Linked DNA regions of Homo sapiens: region 1 is linked to region 2. Evidence: chromatin loops called from intact Hi-C (ENCODE). Cell type or tissue: PC-3. All regions are shown on one strand.

Region 1 (5,000 bases), 380 kb before region 2:
CCATCATGCAGTTCCACATGACTGGGGTGGTTCTTGGGGCAAAGCAGAGAAAGAAAAGAGAGAGGAAAAATGAATAAGAGCTCTACATTCCATATTTGGGGCTGCCTTCAAAGGAGGGCTGGGGAGAAAAGATGGGAAAAATGAAGAAAAAATTTAAAAAAACAATAATTGCCCCTAAACACTCTGGCTTACAGGATCTCCTTTCCCCATAGTCTAGTTAGAAATATGAGGGTTTTCTCTGAGGGTCTTTGCTTCCCTTGCCCACTGTGCAATTCTACAACTGGGACTACTCTGAGTCAAATCCAGGACAGCAAAGAGGAAATAAAAATGAGCAACTCAGTGCATATGAGACACTTCTTTAAGTTTTGAGTATCCTCCCCAGTCTACTTGCTATTGTTTCCAAACTGTAAAGTAGTTGCTGCTAGTATTCGGTCCAGCATTTTTAGTTGTAATTAGTGGGGAAAATGGGCTGAGTGGATTTATTCGATCTTTTCAAGCACCAAAAGTCTAAAGGACTTCACAGGTATGCTTTCTTGTTTAAACCCTCACATTATTCCAGAAACATATATACTATACAATAAAAATGGTAAAAGGGAGAACAAGGAAGAGCAAAAGCAAACAGAAAAAAAAAAAAGGCAGACCAGAAAGAGGTTAACATATAAAAGAAGACATAAGGCCCTTATATTTGCTAGAATTAAACAAAAAATCTGGCTTCAAGTTTTGCAACAGCTGCCTCAAAAGAAGCAAGGTCATAATGTTCATAGAATAAAAATAAGCCAGGTGAACAAATTAGGTACAACTAAGCCTAATCTTGAGATTTTATTTTATTATTAAACTCTCCAATAAATTTCACAGGGTAATTTCCAATAATTTCCCTAAATGCCAAGAGACAATTCCATAAAATCAATTCTAAAGAAGATCAATATAGTAAGCCCAGATATAAGACTTGGGCTTAAATAAGGGGTTGATTTTAAACTAAAAAAGAAATACGTATACTATATATCCTTAAGCATTACAGCATAAATATTCTTCTTGGCAAAGTTTTGAAAGGTTCTACATAATAGTAAGATTATATTCTCTGACAAGTACCTGGTGAGCAACTATTTTATGTAGCCACTGTAGTACAGAGACATATATCGTAACAGTCAACCCAGAGAGGGTTAGAAGTACCCTCTTATAGAAACTGAGGATCTTAATAAAAAAGACCACAGTCTGAACAGAATGAGTAACCTATCCCATTCATTAGGTGAGCCAAGAGAAGCAGATGGGGTTAGGGCCAAGATTTCTTTCAGAATGCAATTCTGAATCTTCTCACAGAGAAAAACAGGCAATCAAAACAAAAAATAAGGCAGCAATAATTGTACTCTAGGAGAAGTTTAAAGAGAATATAATCTGTCAACTGAAGAATGAGGTTCATAAATTTGGAAAGTAGAAAGAGCTTTATTTCTCATAAAGGGTTTGCAGCATTCCAACAGGCTAGGAGATATAGCTTCTGGCCAGAAGCCAGAAGCAAACACTTCCAGGGTGGGAAGAATAAGATAGGGATTTATGCTGAATGAGGTGGCCAAATACACATAATCAGTAAACTATAGCAGGAGTCATTAATATTTGTGAAAGGAGAAACATGCATATGCACAATTCAGTTTCATGCCCATCCCTGGGACTCATGCTCAAAAACGGAAGGGTTAGCATAATCCTTTGAGTTTTCATCCCTCTGATGTCAAAAGGTGAAGCAGAGGACACAAAAACTCTCACTGTACATACTTTGTGGTTGGTGGTCTCTTACTGAAAGAAATACTAGTTGGTTGTTTTGTGAAAACCACAAAAGGGAAAGGCAGCATCACGCTGATATTAGGGGTGAAGGGAGTCTTTCCAAAGGGCTGGTTTCTATTTAACTCTTAGGGAAGGAAGTCTAATGGCTGTTATTATAGGGAGCGGGAACAACGAGGTGGGTTCAACCTCCCATCCGATCTTGTGAAGGCTGGCGACTCACTTTTCAAAGCTTCTCTGGGGTCCCCTTGGCCAAAAGGGGGTCTGTTCAGTTGTTTGGGGAGCTTAAAATTTCATTTTAATTTCTCAAACCAAAAGCAACCTTAGCTATACAAGAAATCCAATACAGTACCCCAAAATGGTTTTAAGCAATGTTAACTATTTGTTATATCCTCCAACATTAACTAATAAACTAGTTACTAGTTCTACAGCCAAGAAACCAAGTATCATTATTATCTAGATAATCCCTGAGGCACTTGTACCAAAAATTATAACCAAAATTGCAACAATTATAATCTTAACGAATAGTAACAAAATAAACCCTTCTCAACTATGTCCACCATCTTAATAAAATAGAATTTATAACAAAAACTTTACCAAAGTGTTTTTTAAAAAATCTATAAATAAAAAGAATGAAAATCACTGAGATGTTTTAATATGTCAAAATGAGAGTGACTAAACAAATCACATGGAAAAACCACTCTTGTTCTCCTATTGGTACGTATGCTTCAATGTGACATCAGTTAATTTTTTATTGCATAATAAACTGTCTCAAAACTTTAAAGCTTAAAACAACAAACATTTATTATTTCACACAATTCTCTAGATCAACTGGAGGTTCATCCAGGCTCAGTGGGTATGACTAATTCTTGTGGTTAGCTGGATCAGCTGAGTCATTTGATGGTGGTAGAAGCTAAATGATCAAGGGCAATAATAGTCCACAAATTCTTCCTTAAAGGGCTAGATAATAAAAATGTTAGGCTTGCAGTGGAGAGCGGGGGATGAGGTCTCTGTAGCAACTATCCAACGCTGCTATTGTAGAGGGAAGCCACAGACAATAAACAAATTAGTGTAGCTGTGTTTCAATAAAATTTTATTTACAAAAACAGGCATAAAACAGTTAATCTGACTTTGCTAAACCCAGGTCTACGATACCCTCCCTCACTCACAAGTCTGATGGTAGGTAGACTGACAGCTTTTAGGGAACTTGGCTAGAATGTCTCGCCTTTGCTCCCTAGTTTCTTACCTTCAAAGAGGCTAACCAGAGGTTCCTGACGTAGTTGTACCACAGATCCAAAAAACAGCAAGTGAAGCCAAGCCCCAATGTGCATGGCTGTCTTGGTTATGTCCATATGCTTGAAGAAACTGAAGTACACAGGAATCCTAGAGTAACATTTTCCTTCTAGTTATAACTAGCACATATTAATATATCTAATTATTTACCAGTGTAGTTAAATATACAGATGAAAGCCAACAAAATAACATTAAAATACTGCCCCATTTTTCTAGAACACTGTCCCATTTTCTAACAACATTTTCATACTTTCTGCACAAACTTATGAAACATAAAAAGGATTTACTTGAGTGAAATATTAACATTTTGCCCATTTAAGTTTAGCAATAAGTGCCTCACAACTGCAATTCCCTAAAATAACCACCTAAAGCTAGATTTAGAAAACATACCTGGGCACAGTGGTTCACGCCTGTAATCCCAGCCCTTTGGAAGGCCAAGGCGGGTGGATCACTTGAGCCCAGGAGTTTGAGACCAGCCTAGGCAACATGGTGAAACTCTGTTTCTACAAAATACACAAAAATTAGCTCTGTGTGGTGGTGTGCATGTGCCTGTGGTCCCAGCTACTCAGGAAGCTGAGGTGGGAGAATCCCTAGAGCCTGAGAGGCAGAGGTTGCAGTGAGCCGAGATCGTACTACTGCACTGCACCTTGGGTGACAGAGTGAGACCCCACTTCAAAAAAGAAAAGAAAAAAAGAGAGAGAGAAGAAAATATACCACCACAAAAATAAAACAGACCCTAATCCAAAATCTAAAATTTAAAATCCAATTTACAGCCTCAAAGGATAAAACAATTGTGACAACTTGATAGATGTACAGAATGTATAATTCTGACTACAAAAAAAAGGGAATTCTATCCTAACCACTAAGTTGTTATTTTTCTTTTATTCTAAGCTATAAAAACAAGATGAGCATTTCCCAATAGCCAAAGACAAAAAAAATTCTATTAAGATACAATCTAAGTTTGTAGAAGTTCGGGTACTTATTGTAAACAAGCAATCTATGTATTAGTTTCACGTTTCCTCTTTCTCTTAAAATATGTGTTCAAAATATTCAAAAGGTATTAACAAAAAGCAAAAGGAAGTTCATAATTCTAGCAGAGAACAAGTTGATTGATTTGAGAGATTAAACAGTTCAATCCATTTGTTTCTAAATACTGAAACAATAGACTAAAGTCCACAGTAATTAAGTCAGTTCCTAAGAAATATGCATTGCCTGATTCACATTTAAGCCTCCAAATTCTTGAATAATGAACTTGTTAAGGGAACTAAATACACACATCTAGTTTCAATAAAGTTGGCAATACCTTAAAATATTCTGCATAAATAATTTTAACCTTAAGCATTAACATTAAGGAAATGATTAGAACCACATTTTTCATAACAAAAGGGCATAATTGACCGTTATTTTATTAGCCTACAATTTGCTTCACCTCTGTTTTCTTAAACCTTTCTAATGGCATATATATCTTGACAACCTCCCACACATGGTTATGATTACGTGTAACAAGACAACAAGCTCATTGAAAACCTTTACAGATGCTTAGCTAATGGGATGTCACATTAAATCTGATATCATATGATTAAAAAACTTTATATCAATTATATTATAAAGAATGACACACTATTTAAAATTGACATTCAAAGATTTCTAAATTATTTCGATAAAAGCACTACATTACTAATATACTTATTTAAGAAACTTTTAAAAGTAAATGTAGACATTACCCAGCTTATCCCCGTCACACAATTTGCCTGTTATCATGTGTCCTTGTGGGGATAGGTGCAAAAAATATGTATAGCTTTCAACATCTTAGATATAGATGCTTCTAACTACAAAACTCTGGTAAATGTCAGAATTGGATTTGACTACTTCTTACTTCCTCTCTTAATGCTTAATGACTAATTCCTTAGAGATGTCCTTAAAAGCCCTAAAATGTT
Region 2 (5,000 bases):
AAGAGAAGAGTCAAGGATGATCCCTGGGTTTCTGGCTTGGAGAATGAGATCTTTCTCTCCCCTAAGAAGGGGAAAACAGGAGGAGCAGGTTTGGGTTGGTAAGCTCAATTTTGGTACATTGAGTTGGAGGATTCTGTGGGATAGCAGTGTGATGAAAAAAAATCTAATGGGTGGTGGTGTATATCAATCTAGACTTTGGATGAGAGATTTTACTAAGATTTCTCAGGTGAGGGAGCTAAAATCTGAAGTAGACATTAAAGAAGTTAGTACTGTGTGTCTGGCACATATAGGATGCAGATGCAAGTGAATATATCACTGAATAAATTAATGGAGTTGTGGATTCTTTGGAATTGGAGGAAGCTTCAAGGACCATCTAGTCTAATAGATTACACAGTAACTTAAGTTGGATTCAGAAACCTAGGCTTTATGAATTTAGATCCAGTTGTCTTTCTGCTCTATACTGCTGCTGGGGTGGACATAGAAGAGAGAACTGAATGAAGAAAAGCATGAAAGAGGAAACTGGCTTGGTGAGAGCAAGAAGCAGGAGTTTGCTACCAAGTAGTGGTAAATGAGGTGACCATCCCTGACTCTCACCCAACACCAACACACCAGACCAACTTCTGAGGTCCTATAATGGTAGGCAGGGGAGAGGCCTCTTGAATGGCATTCCTAAAAGGCAGTCAAATTTTCACGGCTTGTCCACCTTCTGGAGGCCCAGATTTCTCCCCCTTTGTTTAGGTGAGGGGTCACTTTGCCTCTATGTGAGAGTTATGAAGGGCTGCTTTGTTCTGGGAGAAATTTTGTCACCTGTACAAGTCAAAAGCCATGATTTCCATGGCTCTGTGAACTCAGGCAAAACCATGGATTTTCATAAAGAAAGATTCAATTGTGTAATAGCTTTCTCACTGCCGTGATGTTTCAGGACAACCTGACTGTAATGTCATTTCCATGCTTCTAAATTGTTTTTTATCACAGATGAAATGAAATGAAGCTGTTAATGACAAGCTGAATGGGAAATGCATCTGGCAGCCCTGTGAGGGATGAATCAGCTGCCCTCTCCTCGTGAGAGCAACACCTTGCTTTTATTTTGCCCAGCTCTTCAAAGTGAAATGGCAAATAGCATTAGCAGATCAGGCCGGGAGGACTGAAGGCAACTTTGTGGTGTACGTAATTTGGTGCTTCTTTGCTGCTGGATGTATTTGTGTTAAGTGCCCCCATCTATTCAAATATCAGAGGAGGAATTTTTGAATTTGGGTAGTACTGACTCTCTTAGGTTGGTAGGGAGTTTGCAGGGTAGATTGTGTGATAAAGAAAATTAACCATTTCTTGAGGCTGGCCTCCTTGAGGCTGGCCTCCTTGAGGCCTGGGTAAAAGGTTATAAGGACAGATCTCATTAGGCTGAAAGGTGTTTTATATTATCAAAGCAGGGCTTTCTCAAGGCAGTTTGTCCTTTTGCCTGGGGGAAGATGAGTTTTCTAAATGACTCAACTACTTTTTGGCATACTTTTGCATTTGGTTCATTTCCAGGTACCAGAAAGAATGTAAATATGGAATGAATCAACTTTTTCCACATTTTTCTCTAGCAGTTCTTTTATGAAGAACAGATTTTCCATAGAGGAAATTTAAAAATACATAAAACTGAGAAACGATGGTGTTGTTGAGAGCGGCCTCATTTTCCATGTCACTTTGTAACTGGCAATGCACACTGTATTCAAATGGCATTAATATAAAGTATAGAGTTTGTTTCAATTAGCTTCATTTCTCCTCAAGATGAGAAATTATCATAAATCCCTGAAATAACAGTTGACTCAGAGATGCTTGTGTCATTGCACTGGGATTTTTTTACAGCTTTTCTTAAAAAAGCTACACTTAGTTATAAAAATGATTAAACTCTCATTTAATGCATTTGATATGGGCCTTTTGCCTAAATTAGGAATGAGGAGAGGAGGGCAATACTGTAACTCAAAGACAGAAAAATTATACTTTTGCAGTAAATTTGGGTAGAATATTTTTCCCATTTTAGAGCATTTTTCTACATGGAACCCAAGAATTTTCATTAGCATTCAGTTCAGATTTTTTTGTTGGATGCCACTCTTTTGAATGATTTGAAAATATTTTTCTGGTGCATCTGTAAACATCTGAAAATTCGATATTTGGTAAAAGACAATTGATATGGACAGCTCAAAAAGCCAGAACTTTATGCAAAACAGTATCTGGATTGCCATCTAAATGAAAACCGCATGTCAAACAGATGCCATAAATATGAATTCAGACAAATGCCCATTGATAGTTTTTCTGTGGTGCATCTTAGATGGTTCAGTGAGTTACAGATCTTGTGAAGTGCAGCCTGTTTGGTATGCTGAAGGCAAGTTAAAGTTCCCTTCCTTTCTATTGTGACACTACAAGTCTAACCTTTATTGTCAGGGTCTCAGCTGAATTTTCTAACAGCACATGAGTGGGAATTCATGGAAATAGCATGTGTTTCACCAGTTTCCTTTATTTCTCCCTCAGGACAAGCAGCTGTCAGGTCAGCCCCCCATTGCAGAGCTTGAAGCCATCAAGAGCAGGGATATATTTGCCTTGTTCTGAGGGCAGGCTTTCTGCTGACTCCGGAGATCACATAAATACCTTCAGGCCAGTGTGTCTGAGTCATCAGTGAGTGACCTCCTTGACAGGCTGAAACCACAAAATGGGACTTATGGAGCCGGCGAAGCAGGCTGCCCAGCTCCAGGTTCAGCTGAAGCAATCAACAGAAGGGGAGATTCGTTCATGTTCACACTCCCATTTTTCTACATGGTAGGAAACTAATTCCAGAGAGTAATAGTAGTGTAACAATGCATACACATAACTTTCATAACCCCGTTACCTCCAGTGCTTTACAATGAAATCCAGAGTCCGTGATAGAACATGTTCCTTAAGTTCTTTATAGTTACAACTAGACATAGTTTTAGAAAGGAAGCTTGACTTTTTAAAATATGAGTTTAACATCTTTTCGTTAGCAGACCTCACTTGGGTGAGGTAAGGAAGGCTAGTTTTGCTATTAACCTAGCTTGCTTCCCTAGGTCATGGGACGTGAGCTTCCTAGGATGAGAAGGGAGGAAGATGCCAGTCTTTGTTTTCAAGTGGTTGCCATTGTTGTGTGGAGTTGAGAGCTCATTTACTTTGTGTCCTTAAAAAGTGTATTTCTCTGTTTTTTCTCAGTAATAATTTCTAACACTAACTTATTGCTAGACTACTCACCTAGATCATTGTATTCACTTCTTGAAATAACCCTGTAATTAATATTATTGGCCTGAGGGTGAAACCAAAGCTGATGGGATAAATAACTTGCCGGAAGTCATGCTAATAAGGGGTAACTGACCAATTTGAATCTGCCTATCTGCCCACAGAGCTTATATTCTTCTTCATTTACCGAGGCTTGAAAAATGTGTGAACCAGCCAAGGGATGTACTAATTTTGTCTTCACACTGCAGGTCTGATGGGAATGTGGAACAACTGCATTTATTAAGTACACTTAGTACATTGTTTTTAAGTTTTTGATTTTTTTTCATTTATTCAACAAACATGTAGTAAAAACTTTCTACTAGGTGCTGGGGATATAGCTATGAACAAAACGAGTAAAGAAAAAACCTTCTATGTAGAAGTCAGAATGAGGCAGAGTGAGAACTCAACCTGCTTTTGCTAAAGGGAAGGAAGAGGCTATGACTCAAAGAATACAGACATCATGTAGAAGCTGGGCAAGGCGCTAGGAGATGGATTCTTCTCTAGAGACTCCATAAAAGGAACGCAGCCCTGCTAACATTTTGATTCTAGCCCAGTAAGATCCATGTCAAACTTTTAACCTATAGAAGTGTAAGATAAAAAATTTGAATTGTTTTATGCCACCAAATTTGTGGTAATTTGTTAAAGCAGCAATAGTAAACTCATGCAGATGGCACTGAAAGATTTTCCTCAGAGTCTGGGCATCATCAGATTTGCTGTCTTCATGAGATTCTTGCACTAGCAGTGTAGAGCCTGGATCACTGGGGCCAAGGCTAAAGGCAGAGAGATGAACTAGGAGGTACTGTAAAGACAAAACAACAGAGAGTCAGAGTCCACCATAAGGCAGTGGATTTGAGTTTGTTTGCTTGTTTGGCAAAGCATTTGTAGAATAAATGTTGTAAAGCTGAAGAGAAGGAGCCAGAGATGAGCACGTTTTAAAAATTGAGGATAAGGGGCTGGGCGCGGTGGCTCACGCCTGTAATCCCAGCACTTTGGGAGGCCGAGGCGGGCGGATCACAAGGTCGGCAGATCGAGACCATCCTGGCTAACACGGTGAAACCCCGTCTCTACTAAAAATACAAAAAATTAACGCCGGGCGTGGTGGCGGGCGCCTGTAGTCCCAGCTACTCTGGAGGCTGAGGCAGAAGAATGGCGTGAACCTGGGAGGCGGAGCTTGCAGTGAGCCGAGATCGCGCCACTGCACTCCAGCCTGTGCACTCTAGCCTGGGCGACAGAGCGAGACTCCGTCTCAAAAAAATAATAATAATAAAAATAAATAAATAAAAAAATTGAGGATAAGGAGAGACACTTGTTGTTGTAGGTGTCTGAGTGCGTAGGAAAAGAAGAGACAGGTGTCAGCCTGTGGGATAGGCAGGATGTGTTGCGAGGGAGAGTGTCACTATTTCTGGTGGAATTTTGGAGCAATGCTAGTGATGCTGCTTATGATGGAGATGGTGGAGTGATAGTGATGGTAGGAATGGGAGTATTTGGGCATGGATAGAAGGAAATGGAGGCACCCAGGTATGAGGGCTTCTCTATTTCTTTGTGGAGAAGAAGGGGAGTGCATCAACTGAAAGCCAGGAAGGTAGAGGTTCACAATAGCCCCTGTGCAGAGTGGAGGGGGTGGGGCAGGCTTAGTGGTGTTAAGCCTTGCCCTTTTTGGCATCACTTTTTGAGGTTGTATTATATATATATATATAATATATATATAATATATATATTTAATATATTATATATTA

Evidence for each region. Hi-C counts contacts between places; a loop is a spot of excess contacts. Peaks named below come from ENCODE experiments on the same cell type or tissue, not always from the same donor. Only the 100,000 strongest peaks of a DNase experiment are listed, where the experiment ranks them.
Region 1: it touches region 2 in a loop (5-fold over the local background); 2 of 110 quality-filtered maps call a loop at or near these places.

What each region holds. Positions count from the first base shown.
Region 1 is chr3:158,165,942-158,170,941 of GRCh38, reverse strand. All of the region lies in intron 3 of RSRC1 (arginine and serine rich coiled-coil 1), which reads right to left. Among named protein-coding and RNA genes, the nearest start is that of RSRC1, 58 kb to the right of the region's middle. RefSeq lists an enhancer at 4,768-5,000. In PC-3, no CTCF peak of the experiment used is centred here; a DNase peak (open chromatin) is centred at 2,661; H3K27ac peaks cover 1,076 bases.
Region 2 is chr3:157,782,907-157,787,906 of GRCh38, reverse strand. No RefSeq gene overlaps it. Among named protein-coding and RNA genes, the nearest start is that of VEPH1, 280 kb to the right of the region's middle. In PC-3, no CTCF peak of the experiment used is centred here; DNase peaks (open chromatin) are centred at 1,496 and 2,646; H3K4me3 peaks cover 1,642 bases; H3K27ac peaks cover 2,723 bases.